Linked DNA regions of Homo sapiens: regions 2, 3 and 4 are each linked to region 1. Evidence: chromatin contacts called from ENCODE Hi-C or POLR2A ChIA-PET data. All regions are on one chromosome and are shown on one strand. The core of a region is the stretch at or near the end of the contact, and the rest is flanking DNA. Distances in the headings are between cores, read along the strand shown. Region 1 holds the start of TMEM208 (transmembrane protein 208). Region 2 holds the start of DUS2 (dihydrouridine synthase 2). Region 3 holds the start of PSKH1 (protein serine kinase H1). Region 4 holds the start of RANBP10 (RAN binding protein 10).

Region 1 (2,595 bases), core at 39-2,538:
TACCCAGGCCCAAAATGAGGCAGATGAGTAAAAGAAGACCAACGTCACAAGGCAGTAAATGGCCTGCAAGCAATCACAGGATCAGGTTGGGGTCAGAAGTTACCTCCAAACCATGGGTCTCCCTCAACTCTGACCAAGAATTAGGCCAGGCTGTGGGAGGAGCAAGGTTGTTCTTACAGGGTTGAAGAAAGGGCCCTGCTCCCTGAATCCCAAATACCCACTCTCCTCTGACACCCAACTCAGCCCAGGAAAGAAGCCTTTGTGTACTTGGAGGTAGGAAGAGCTCTCAAATTCAGCTACGACTCACGCCTTCATTTTCTTTGTGTTTTACTAGTTAGCACTTTCTCTGTGCCCAGATCTCTCATTTCTTTTTGACTGGAGCTCTCTTCTAGAGCTTTTTCGGGTACCACTCCTCGTCACCAAGCAGGGCTGAGGACTAGGGAACTGACTATAAGTGGGCATAGAAGCAAGGAGGTAGGCACTTACATTGGCCCCCAGTATGATCCGCAGGTAGAACTTCAGAGTCTCTCTGTTCTCTTCAAATATCTGCTTCTTCCCTCTCGTGCCCACTTTGCCCTTGGGCTGCAGAGGAATGATGAGATGCCGTCAGGAGGCCACGGTCCTCCTCATTCTCCCCACCAGCCTGGTGAGCTATAGAGCTCCATCCGCAACTCAGCCAGGTCCCCGTAGTGCAGAAACCTAGCAAAATCCCTGGGATGTCCACCCATCCTCCAGTCCATTCTGCCTAGGGCTGACGCCATCTCTCCAGCACCCGCAGCTAGGATCAATCGCCTCTTGCTCGCCCTGGAACAATTCAATCCTAAGCTAATACCGCCTCTGGATCCCGTGGTAGTCTGGCTTTAGGCTAACGACTCTTCCAAGGGTACTCCTGAGCGGAGTTGAATGGTGCCTCTCTCAGGCCTCCGCTGGCGTAGTCCCGATCTGGGTTAACCCCCACCTCAGGTCACTTAGATCTCTGGCCTGCCCTGGTACTGATGCCCACCCCGCTCTGGCACTAGTCCTGGTATGGTCCTGCGCCGCCATCCCCCCAGCCCAGCTCTAGCACGGTCTGGCCAGGGATGGCGCCCCGCTCTGGCCCACCCCATATCCCTTAATGTTCTTTCTCAGTTTTCACTCTCACAGCCCCTGGAGAGCTTTGCTGGTGCGGACCCCGCCCTATCCATCCTCCTTACCGCCATGGTGCGAGGCAAATACCCAGCCCGGGAAACACGGGAGAGCGACCGAAACCGCAATCACTAAGCACCACATCGGCAGCTCATGCACTTCCGGCGCAGACCGAAGTCGTCAGCTTTTGCGACGGAAATAGGTCTCACTTCCTTCCCAAGCCCCGCCCCAAAGAGGCGAGACTACATTTCCCAGAAAGCCTTGCGCAGTGGGGGCGGAGGCGGCAGGGATGCGATGGCGGAGTCGCTGCCCCTGGAGGTGAGAGGAAGCCGCCCTCAGGCCTAGCTCTGGACAGGCCCCGCCCTCGCGGTCCTGAGCTTTGGGGAGGGGCTGTCAGATAGCTAGCCCGGCCCCTCCAGCCTGGCGGAAACGACCCGCCCTCCCGATCCCGGGACCTTCTAGCTCTGGGTAACGGTTCCTCCTTTGGGCCACTCTGTCCCTTTAGCTTGGGGGACCGTCCTCCCCTTCCCTATCGGCCCCAGAAGATAGCTGCCCTGTCATCTCCGCGAGAACAGGCCCTCTGCCCATCCCCTTCCCTTGAAGTGGCTGTCTCCTCCCCGCTCAGTTCTGGAAGATGTCCGCTCCATCTCATCGTCCCGAAGGGTAACTGATCTTATCCCCATTGGTCCCTTGGGATGATCTCTCCATTTCCTACAGAGACGGCCGCCCCTTCTCCCTGGCAGTGGGAAACAGACTGCTCCCTCCCCATCAACTGCAATGATCTCTGAGTTCCTTTAACAAGGATAGGCCTGTTCCCCATTCCTAGGCCCCTAGTGATGGCCGCCCTTACCTCTTTCACTCCGTGGGATGTTTGCTCCTTCCCCTTAGCCAGGGGCAAGACCACTCTGCCCCATCTGCCAGGGAGATAACAGGTTTTGTCTTCAGTGGCCTGTTGGAATGGCTTCTCCATCTCTTTTGTCCTGAGGGTTGGCAGCCCCCTCTCTCTGCCCATGGGAAACAGGCCACCCTTTCCCATCGGTCCTGGAATGATGCTCCTGTCCTTAGCAAAAATAGGCCTGTTCCCACCCCTATTGAGCTTGCAGTGCTATCCCTTTCCCCCTTAGCTTTAGGGGCTATCTATTTCCATCCCCATAGACCCCATGAGTGACCAATCATTATCTCCAGTAGCCCCCTTGAGATGGGACTCATGGGATGGTCACTCCATCCTCATCACTGCCTCCTCTTGTCCCTCTAGAAAGGCCACCCTCTTCTTAGGTCAATGAATTGTGTCCCTTCCCGACTCACCCCAAGGGATGACAGGTTTGTTCCCCTCTCCCTTTGCTCTTGGGCTGGCTGCTTAGCCCCAGAAGACAGGATGGCCACTGTCTTAACTCAGCTCAAACAGGCTTCCGTGCCTCCCTGGAGGGATTGGGACTTGGTCAGTCCCAGTCCCCATCAATACTGTCTTCC
Region 2 (2,595 bases), core at 32-2,531, 800 kb before region 1:
GTTTTTATCTTTTCATTGGTATTTGATGAAACTAAAACGTTTTCTCCAGATGTTACGAACCTCCCAGAGAGTTAATCCATAAATATTTACCTTATCTCCCACCCCAGGCACTGCAAATTACAGAAAAGATCTGACACCCATTTTCCAGATCTGTTCAAGAAGTATCTGTTGGGCATGGTGGCTCACGCTTATAATCCCATCACTTTGGGAGGCCGAGGTGGGAAGATCGCTTGAGGCCAGGAGTTCGAGACCAGCCAGGCCTACATAGTGAAACCCTGTCTCTACTAAAAACAGAAAAAATTAGCCGGGCGTGGGTGGTGTACGGCTGTAGTCTCAGCTACTTGGGAGGCAGAGGCAGGAGAATCACCTGAACCCAGGAGGTGGAGGTTGCAGTGAGCCGAGATTGCGCCACTGCACTCCAGCCTGGGTGACAGAACGAGACTGTGTCTCAGAAAAAAAAAAAAAAAAAGTGACTCGTATAGTTCTTGTTTTTACAACCCGAATATCTGAATTCAGGTAAAATATTCTGCCTGACCAGGGCTACATGATAAGCCACGTACTTGATCACTTTGTAGGGTCGCAGCACCCTTCTTACTACTATTTTAGGTAATTCAGGTTTCTGACGGGGAAGCCAGTGGAGCTGAGCGGGCTGCAAGAGGGGTGGGTTCTGGATGAGAAGTTGGGACGCGTGACGAGGGAGTAGAGAGTGAACCTTGGCTTAAAAGGAAGGAAAATAACTGTGAAGAAAAGATGACCCAACTTGAAATAAAACCTGAAGACCTTATCTCCCACTTGAGAGAGAGAAGAAGCTGAAAGCCATCAGCTTGCACTCTGGGCTCACAGACAGAGAGGGTGAGGGGTTGAGCCCAGATCTATGACTTCAGACCCCTGTCTCGGCCCCTAGGCCTGATCATTCATTCAAACTCTCAATAAACACGGATTACCAGACCCTGCGCAGGGAACACATCTGGGAAAACAGCTGCAACCTCGGATACCAGCACGGGACAAGCTATCTCAGGGCAATGAGGAACAACTAAAGAGAATCCCAGGAACCAGGTAACCAATCGCCAGAAGCCCTCCGCCCTCATGGTCCATTGGGTCAAGGCCCCACTGCCGCCTCGTATCGCCAGCCTCCAGTCCTGCCTCCACGACGCGCCCTTCCCCAAGGCTGGCCGGGTCTGGATGTCGCCATCCCCTATTCGGAGCTACAGACCTCGCAGCTGAACTCTTAAAAAGAACCTCGCTTCTTCCTCACGGTGCTCCAGCTCCACACACCGTACTGAGCCTCGCCAGCCACCGTACGCGAGGTCGCGGCGCGTCCGTGACGTCACTGATGTGCGCTTCTCCCGCACTAAGGGAAACATGGCTCTAACGCGGCCGGTGCGGCTCTTTTCCCTCGTGACTCGGTTGCTCCTGGCGCCGCGACGGGGCCTCACGGTCCGCAGTCCCGACGAACCCCTGCCGGTGGTGCGCATCCCAGTGGCTCTACAGCGGCAGTTGGAACAGCGGCAGAGCAGGCGGCGGAACCTCCCGAGGCCGGTGCTGGTTCGACCCGGACCGCTGCTGGTTTCGGCGCGGCGGCCGGAGTTGAACCAGCCGGCGCGCCTCACACTGGGCCGTTGGGAGCGCGCGCCGCTAGCCTCTCAAGGCTGGAAGAGTCGACGCGCGCGTCGGGACCACTTCTCCATCGAGCGCGCGCAACAGGAGGCGCCAGCGGTGCGAAAGCTCTCGTCTAAGGGCAGCTTTGCTGACCTGGGCCTGGAGCCCCGTGTGCTGCACGCACTACAGGAGGCTGCGCCTGAAGTCGTTCAGCCCACAACCGTGCAGTCTAGCACCATCCCCTCACTACTTCGCGGCCGCCATGTCGTTTGCGCCGCAGAAACCGGCAGTGGCAAGACTCTCAGCTACCTCCTGCCGCTGCTTCAACGGCTCTTGGGCCAGCCAAGCCTGGACTCCCTTCCTATCCCCGCGCCCCGAGGCCTGGTCCTTGTTCCTTCCCGAGAATTGGCCCAACAGGTGCGGGCTGTGGCCCAACCCTTGGGCCGCTCCTTGGGCCTGCTGGTGCGGGACCTGGAGGGAGGCCACGGCATGCGTAGGATCAGGCTGCAGCTGTCCAGACAGCCTTCAGCAGATGTGCTTGTGGCCACTCCAGGGGCTCTGTGGAAGGCCCTGAAAAGTCGACTGATCAGTCTGGAGCAACTCTCCTTCTTGGTGTTGGATGAGGCAGACACACTGCTGGATGAAAGCTTCCTGGAACTGGTGGACTACATCTTAGAGAAGAGCCACATAGCAGAAGGCCCAGCTGACTTGGAAGACCCCTTCAATCCCAAAGCTCAGTTAGTGCTGGTAGGAGCCACATTTCCCGAAGGTGTAGGCCAGTTGCTGAATAAAGTCGCCAGCCCAGATGCTGTCACCACCATCACCAGCTCCAAGCTCCACTGTATCATGCCTCATGTGAAACAGACATTTCTGAGACTGAAGGGAGCAGATAAGGTGGCCGAGCTGGTGCACATCCTCAAGCATCGTGACAGAGCAGAAAGGACTGGTCCCTCAGGAACTGTTCTGGTGTTCTGTAATAGCTCCAGCACTGTGAAC
Region 3 (2,595 bases), core at 64-2,563, 670 kb before region 1:
AAGTGACATCTCAGGTGGATTTTATAGGACAGATGTAAGTTTCCAACACTGGTAGGTGGTCGGTGGGGTGGAAGGCAGTGTATAGCAAACTGAGAAAACTGCGTTATCTAAAGCACAAGGGGACCAAGCACAGTGGCTCACGCTTGTATTAATAATCTCAATATGTTAGGAGCCTAGGCAGGAGGGTCTCTTGAAGCCAGCTCTGGCAACAAAGCCAGACTCCCTGGCTCTACAAAAAATTTTAAACTTAGCCAGGCGTGGAGGGGAGTGCCTCTTGTCTCAGCTACTCGGGAGGTTGAGGCGGGAGGATCATTTGAGTCCAGGAGTTCAAGGCTGCAGTGAGCTATGAATGAGCCATTGCACTCCAGCTTGGGCAATAGAGGCCTTGTCTCAAAATTAGTAATACTAAAACACAAAGGTATGAAACCAGAGCTAACAGGAGCGCCACACGTTTTAACAACAATAAACTACGTAAAGGGAGCACAGAAGTGCTCCGGTGTTGATTGGCTGGTTAAACCTTCACCAGATTACGAAGAGCCCTGAATGCCTTGCTAAGAAGTGCGGCCTTTGTCCTGAAGGCACTAAGGAACTAGTTTCAGGCAGTGAAGGACTTACTCAGATTTTCAGGTGGGAATTATCACTTCAGCCGCTTTATGGAGGGGGACTAAGTGTGGGGGACTAGGCTTCCCCTTGCAGGTAGAGGAATGACAAGCTTGCCAAGCAAGCAACCCAGCTGGACTCAGACCTGCTATTTCCCAGCCTGCACAAGGAAGCGATCAGCTGCCCCGCCGGCCCCTGGCAGACGCAAAGGAGGGGTGTGGAGTAGGCGCCGGGCGCGAGAAGGCAGTAAGGACAAGGACAACCAGGTTGGATCAACCTGACCCGCTCTGGACGCGGGGCGGCTGAACAGCAAGCAGGCAGGGCAACCGACCACGTCCACCAGGCCCAAGCGGGCCTGGAGACGGGCTATCCAGCACGACAGCACGTTCCGAGGCCAGTCCAGACTCGGACGCCGGGAACCCGAGCAGCCATCGCCCGGCCTGCTCTCCAACCCTGTAGGCCCTGGCGCACGGGGCACGGGCCGACGCTGCAGGCTGACCAGGGGCAGGCCCCGGAGCGCCAGAAAGCGACCACGACCACAGTTCGGCTGCCCCTCCCGCCCGTCGGGCCGTCGTCCTGGGCCGGGCCGCCTCACCTCGCGCGGGCGGCGGGCTCTTCGGCGTCTCGGCGGCTCTGCCGGCCATCTCCGGGCAATGGCAGCGGCCGCCGCCGCCGCCGCCGCCGCCGCCATTCTCGGGCGTTAGCGTCGTGGCGTCATCACAGCGCGCAGCTGACGCCAAAACAAGCCTACGGGGCGGGTCGGGGGCGGGTCGGGGGCGGACTCTCCCGAAACTGGGCTACGCGGCTGGCGGATCTCCGAGCGTGGCCTGCCAATCAACCTCTTCGGGGCGGGGACGGGCACTCTCCTGAAGGGGTGGGTCTATTTGTCGCTCAAAGTAACTTGACCGCTGCCTGCGAGACGGGTCGGTGATAGAAAAAGGAAGGATCGCGGGAAATAGGGAGAAAGTTTCAAGTTTCTGGTTGGGGGAAAGGGGACTCTGTAATGCGAGCTTGGGTAAACAATGCTTTCCAACAGAGGTTTCTGGAAGTGCCTCTGGAACTCCGCAAAGGATAGACTTAATTTTCATTAACAAAATCTATTTTTTAAAACTGCACTTAGAATAATTTCAACACTCCATGTGTTGAATTTGGCCTCCATCAAAGAAGAGATGCAAAGGGTTAATTTGTAGATAGGTGAAGTCAATCTTGGGCCAACTTCTGGACTCATGGTTATTTGTTGTTGTTAATTTAATTTATATGCCGAGTCTGAAAAGCAAGCGGATTTTTAAAAAATTGTTACCATTCACAATGACTTCTCTATAGGATCAGAACTGGTTCACTTTACAGTCAACCCAACTTGGAGGGGTTAAAATAGGTGCTGCAGATGGTAAGTGCATTGTAACCTCCATCCATCTTCCCCATTTCAGTAGCTCTGTATTCAAATCTTTATTGAGTATGTACTTTGCACATGGAACTGTCTTTGATTGACTGTATAAGCTAATGTTATACTTTAAACCTAAAAATAAATTAACACCAATAAAACATTGTCGTCGGCTGGGCGCCACTGCTCACACTTGTAATCCCAGCACTTTGGGAGGCCAAGGCAGGTGGATCACCTGAAGTCAGGAGTTTGAGACCAGTCTGACCAACAAGGTGAAACCCTGTCTCTACTAAAAATACAAAAATTAGCCAGGCTTGGTGGCAGGCTCCTGTAGTCCCAGCTACTCGGGAGGCTGAGACAGGAGAATAGCTACAACCTGGGAGACAGAGGTTGCAATGAGCTGAGATTGCACCACTGCACTCCAGCCTTGGCGATGGAGTGAGACTCCGTCTCAAAAAAAAAAAAAAAATTGTTGTCTATTTTATGTAGTAAGGTTTCTTTCTTTTCTTTTTTCCTGAGATGGAGTTTCGCTCTTGTTGTCAGGCTGGAGTGCAATGGCACAATCTCGGCTCACTGCAACCTCTGCCTCCCAAGTTCAAGCAATTCTCCTGCCT
Region 4 (2,595 bases), core at 38-2,537, 580 kb before region 1:
TCTTTACTTGTTCAATGGTAATATTACTACTTTATACAGTTGTTGTGAGGATTAAATATGGTACGTAGGCCGGGTGTGGGGGTTCACGCTTGTAATCCCAGTTTGAGAGGTCGAAGTGGGAGGGTCGCTTGAGTCTAGGAGTTCGAAACCAGCCTGGGCAACGTGGTGAAACCTCGTCTCTACAAAAAACAAACGAACAAAGAAACACCCAAAAATTAGCCAAGCGTAGTGGCGCATGCCTGTAGTCCCAGCTACTCGGGAGGCTGAGGTAGAAGGATCGCTTGAGCCCGGGAGGTCGAGGCTGCAGTGAGCCGTAGTAGTGCCACTGCACTCCAGCCTGGGCGACAGAACGAGATCTTGTCTCAAAAATAAAATATTTAAAAATGTGGTATATAAAGCATTTGGCATATAGTACATTCAATACAAGCTGGTTGTTACTAGTAATGATAAAGTGCGCCTACCGTTTTGCTAGCACGTAACGTCTTCACTGGGCTAAATCAGCCCGATTCTAACCATTGACTCTGTGGTGCTGGAGCCCTAGATCAATGGTCAGAGGCCAGCAGGAGGTGCAGAGGTCCGGATCAAGTGCCATTTCCCTCTCTAGAAGTACTCAAACCCTCATCTCTGCCCTCATCCCTGCCAGCGCCTACCTCGACGCGGACGAGAAGCTGTGGTACCGCGACTGCTGGCAGGCCATGACCCACGGGCAGGCGGGCAATCAGCACCCGCGGCCTGGGAAGCTGTGGTAGCGTACAGCCGGTCGCCATGGCGACCAGGCCCCAGAGGCCCCCCCGCGGCGGGGGCGGAGTCAGGGATGCGCCACGCCCCCGAGCCTAGCGCCCGCGGGCTGGGAGTAGGACAAAGTAGCAAAGGTGGACTGGGACCCGGCAGCGGGTGCCCTGAGAGTCAACCACTACAGCCGATTTGACCCCAGGTACCAGAACTGAGGCAGGGGGATGAACAGAGGCCATGGGGAGGGAAGTGTGCTGAGAGGCCGGAGCCGCTTTGCCGGCGGGAATGGTAGTTTTCGGTGTCCCGACGTCTCGATGGGACAGGCTTATGGCTGAGGACGGTTATACTACATCTCCCAGAATTCTCTACCAGCCCGAGTTGCTCCGCCTCTCGAGAGCTCTGCATTGTGGGGTATGGAGTTCGAAATGTGGTAAGGCGTGTCAGTGTCCAAAGAGGGGTGCCGGACTCGGACTCGGTTTCCCTGCGGCCCAGGGAGGCTCACGGGCCATTGGCTGAGCGGGGCGGATCTGGTCCCGCTCCTCCCCGCCCCCAGTGACACAATAGTAGCTCCCTCCAAGATGGCGGCAGCGACGGCAGACCCGGGAGCTGGGAACCCGCAGCCTGGGGACTCCTCCGGCGGGGGCGCTGGGGGCGGGCTGCCGTCCCCTGGGGAGCAGGAGCTGAGCCGGCGCTTGCAGCGCCTGTATCCCGCGGTCAACCAGCAAGAGACTCCGCTGCCGCGCTCCTGGAGCCCCAAGGACAAATACAACTACATTGGTCTCTCCCAGGGCAACCTCCGCGTCCACTACAAAGGTATCGGCCCGTCAGGCTGGGGGGAATTAAGGCTAGAGCGTCCGTGGGGTGGCTCTGCTGCCAGGCCCCCGCCCTATCACCTCCCTTTCCCTGCCTAGGTGCTCCAAGTTAGGGCTTGGCCCTTTCAGGATGTCCAGGGTGGTGAGGCTGAACAGGCCGAGGGCTGACTGCCTGTTCTCTGTCCTGAGACACCTGCCGTCAAGAGAACCGCAACAGGTGTCCAAACCCAGTGCTGGGCCGGACCTTCCACTCCAGGGCCTCCGTGCTTATCCTAGGCTGGCGCCAACGGCAGCGGGACCTTTCGCCACTGCTTAGAAGAAAGGGGTGGTCACATACCTACCATTAGCGTGAGACTCATGGGCTTCCCCACCTGCCAGGCATCCTAGACTGAGCCTGGGGTTCCGTGCTAGAGTTTGGGGGGTGTCTTCCAGGTCGGCCTCATCCTTCTTCCCCTGGCCTCCCAGGTGGGCTGCCTGGATTCTAGAGAGGCTGCCAGCAGCACTTGAGTATCTCTCACATTGCCTCTACCCTTGTTTTGTTTGTATGGGCAGTGTCTCAGGCAGGACTGCTGTTCTCAGGAGGAGGTGAGGCAAAGGTGGAAGGTTTAAGTGTTTATTCAGTTGTCTAATGATTCCTCGGCCTGTGTAAGTGCGTCCTCTGGCCACAGAGGAGTGGAGTTGTCATGGAGGAGTTGCAGAGAAAAATGAGGCTTCCATTTGCATTTCCTTCTGCTGAAATTTCTTACTTGCCCTCTCCTGTTAGGTCATGGCAAAAATCACAAAGATGCGGCCTCAGTGCGTGCCACCCACCCCATACCTGCTGCCTGTGGCATTTATTACTTTGAAGTGAAGATTGTCAGCAAAGGAAGAGATGGGTAAGCCCTTCATGACCACCCTCTTTCCCTGATCATGGAGCTGATCCCTGTGGTCAGAGTTCAGGTCCTTTGGCTGGCACTTGTTGCTGATGTGAGCTGGGGAGCCGCATGGGTCTGGGCTGCCATTATTTCCTGACTGTGGGCATGGTCTGGTCTAAGCAGCAGATCTTGATGGC

Evidence for each region. Hi-C counts contacts between places; a loop is a spot of excess contacts on that map. ChIA-PET counts read pairs that join two places held with the same protein, here RNA polymerase II (POLR2A). Pooled maps may share reads with other maps.
Region 2: a loop to region 1 is called in a pooled map, with 8 times the contacts of the local background. The contact joins the promoter of DUS2 here to the promoter of TMEM208 in region 1. A Hi-C loop is called at or near these places in 1 of 168 maps with a recorded cell type or tissue (heart left ventricle) and 5 of 50 pooled maps. POLR2A ChIA-PET finds 5 or more read pairs at or near these places in 2 of 52 experiments (activated B cell and activated T-cell).
Region 3: a loop to region 1 is called in a map with no recorded cell type, with 11 times the contacts of the local background. The contact joins the promoter of PSKH1 here to the promoter of TMEM208 in region 1. A Hi-C loop is called at or near these places in 3 of 37 single-sample maps with no recorded cell type and 6 of 50 pooled maps.
Region 4: a loop to region 1 is called in a pooled map, with 33 times the contacts of the local background. The contact joins the promoter of RANBP10 here to the promoter of TMEM208 in region 1. A Hi-C loop is called at or near these places in 4 of 37 single-sample maps with no recorded cell type and 13 of 50 pooled maps. POLR2A ChIA-PET finds 5 or more read pairs at or near these places in 2 of 52 experiments (Caco-2 and activated B cell).

Annotation. Positions count from the first base shown.
Region 1 is chr16:67,225,823-67,228,417 of GRCh38, reverse strand. TMEM208 (transmembrane protein 208) reads right to left here and starts at 1,288. Exons shown (of 6, transcript NM_014187.4): 1 at 1,194-1,288; 2 at 487-582; 3 at 4-63. The coding sequence starts at 1,199. It also overlaps the pseudogene FBXL9P. RefSeq lists an enhancer at 1,136-1,485.
Region 2 is chr16:68,021,970-68,024,564 of GRCh38, reverse strand. DUS2 (dihydrouridine synthase 2) reads right to left here and starts at 1,281. Exons shown (of 17, transcript NM_017803.5): 1 at 1,214-1,281. It overlaps DDX28 (DEAD-box helicase 28), which reads left to right and starts at 1,333. Exons shown (of 1, transcript NM_018380.4): 1 at 1,333-2,595. The coding sequence starts at 1,363. RefSeq lists enhancers at 1,181-1,420, 1,131-1,881, 1,882-2,595.
Region 3 is chr16:67,891,972-67,894,566 of GRCh38, reverse strand. It overlaps PSKH1 (protein serine kinase H1), which reads right to left and starts at 1,313. Exons shown (of 3, transcript NM_006742.3): 1 at 1,196-1,313. RefSeq lists silencers at 1,067-1,186, 1,517-1,576.
Region 4 is chr16:67,805,252-67,807,846 of GRCh38, reverse strand. It overlaps RANBP10 (RAN binding protein 10), which reads left to right and starts at 1,287. Exons shown (of 14, transcript NM_020850.3): 1 at 1,287-1,545; 2 at 2,308-2,419. The coding sequence starts at 1,311. TSNAXIP1 (translin associated factor X interacting protein 1) reads right to left here and starts at 958. Exons shown (of 16, transcript NM_001288990.3): 1 at 651-958. The coding sequence starts at 697. RefSeq lists silencers at 729-848, 1,349-1,568 and enhancers at 989-1,218, 924-1,543, 1,544-2,164.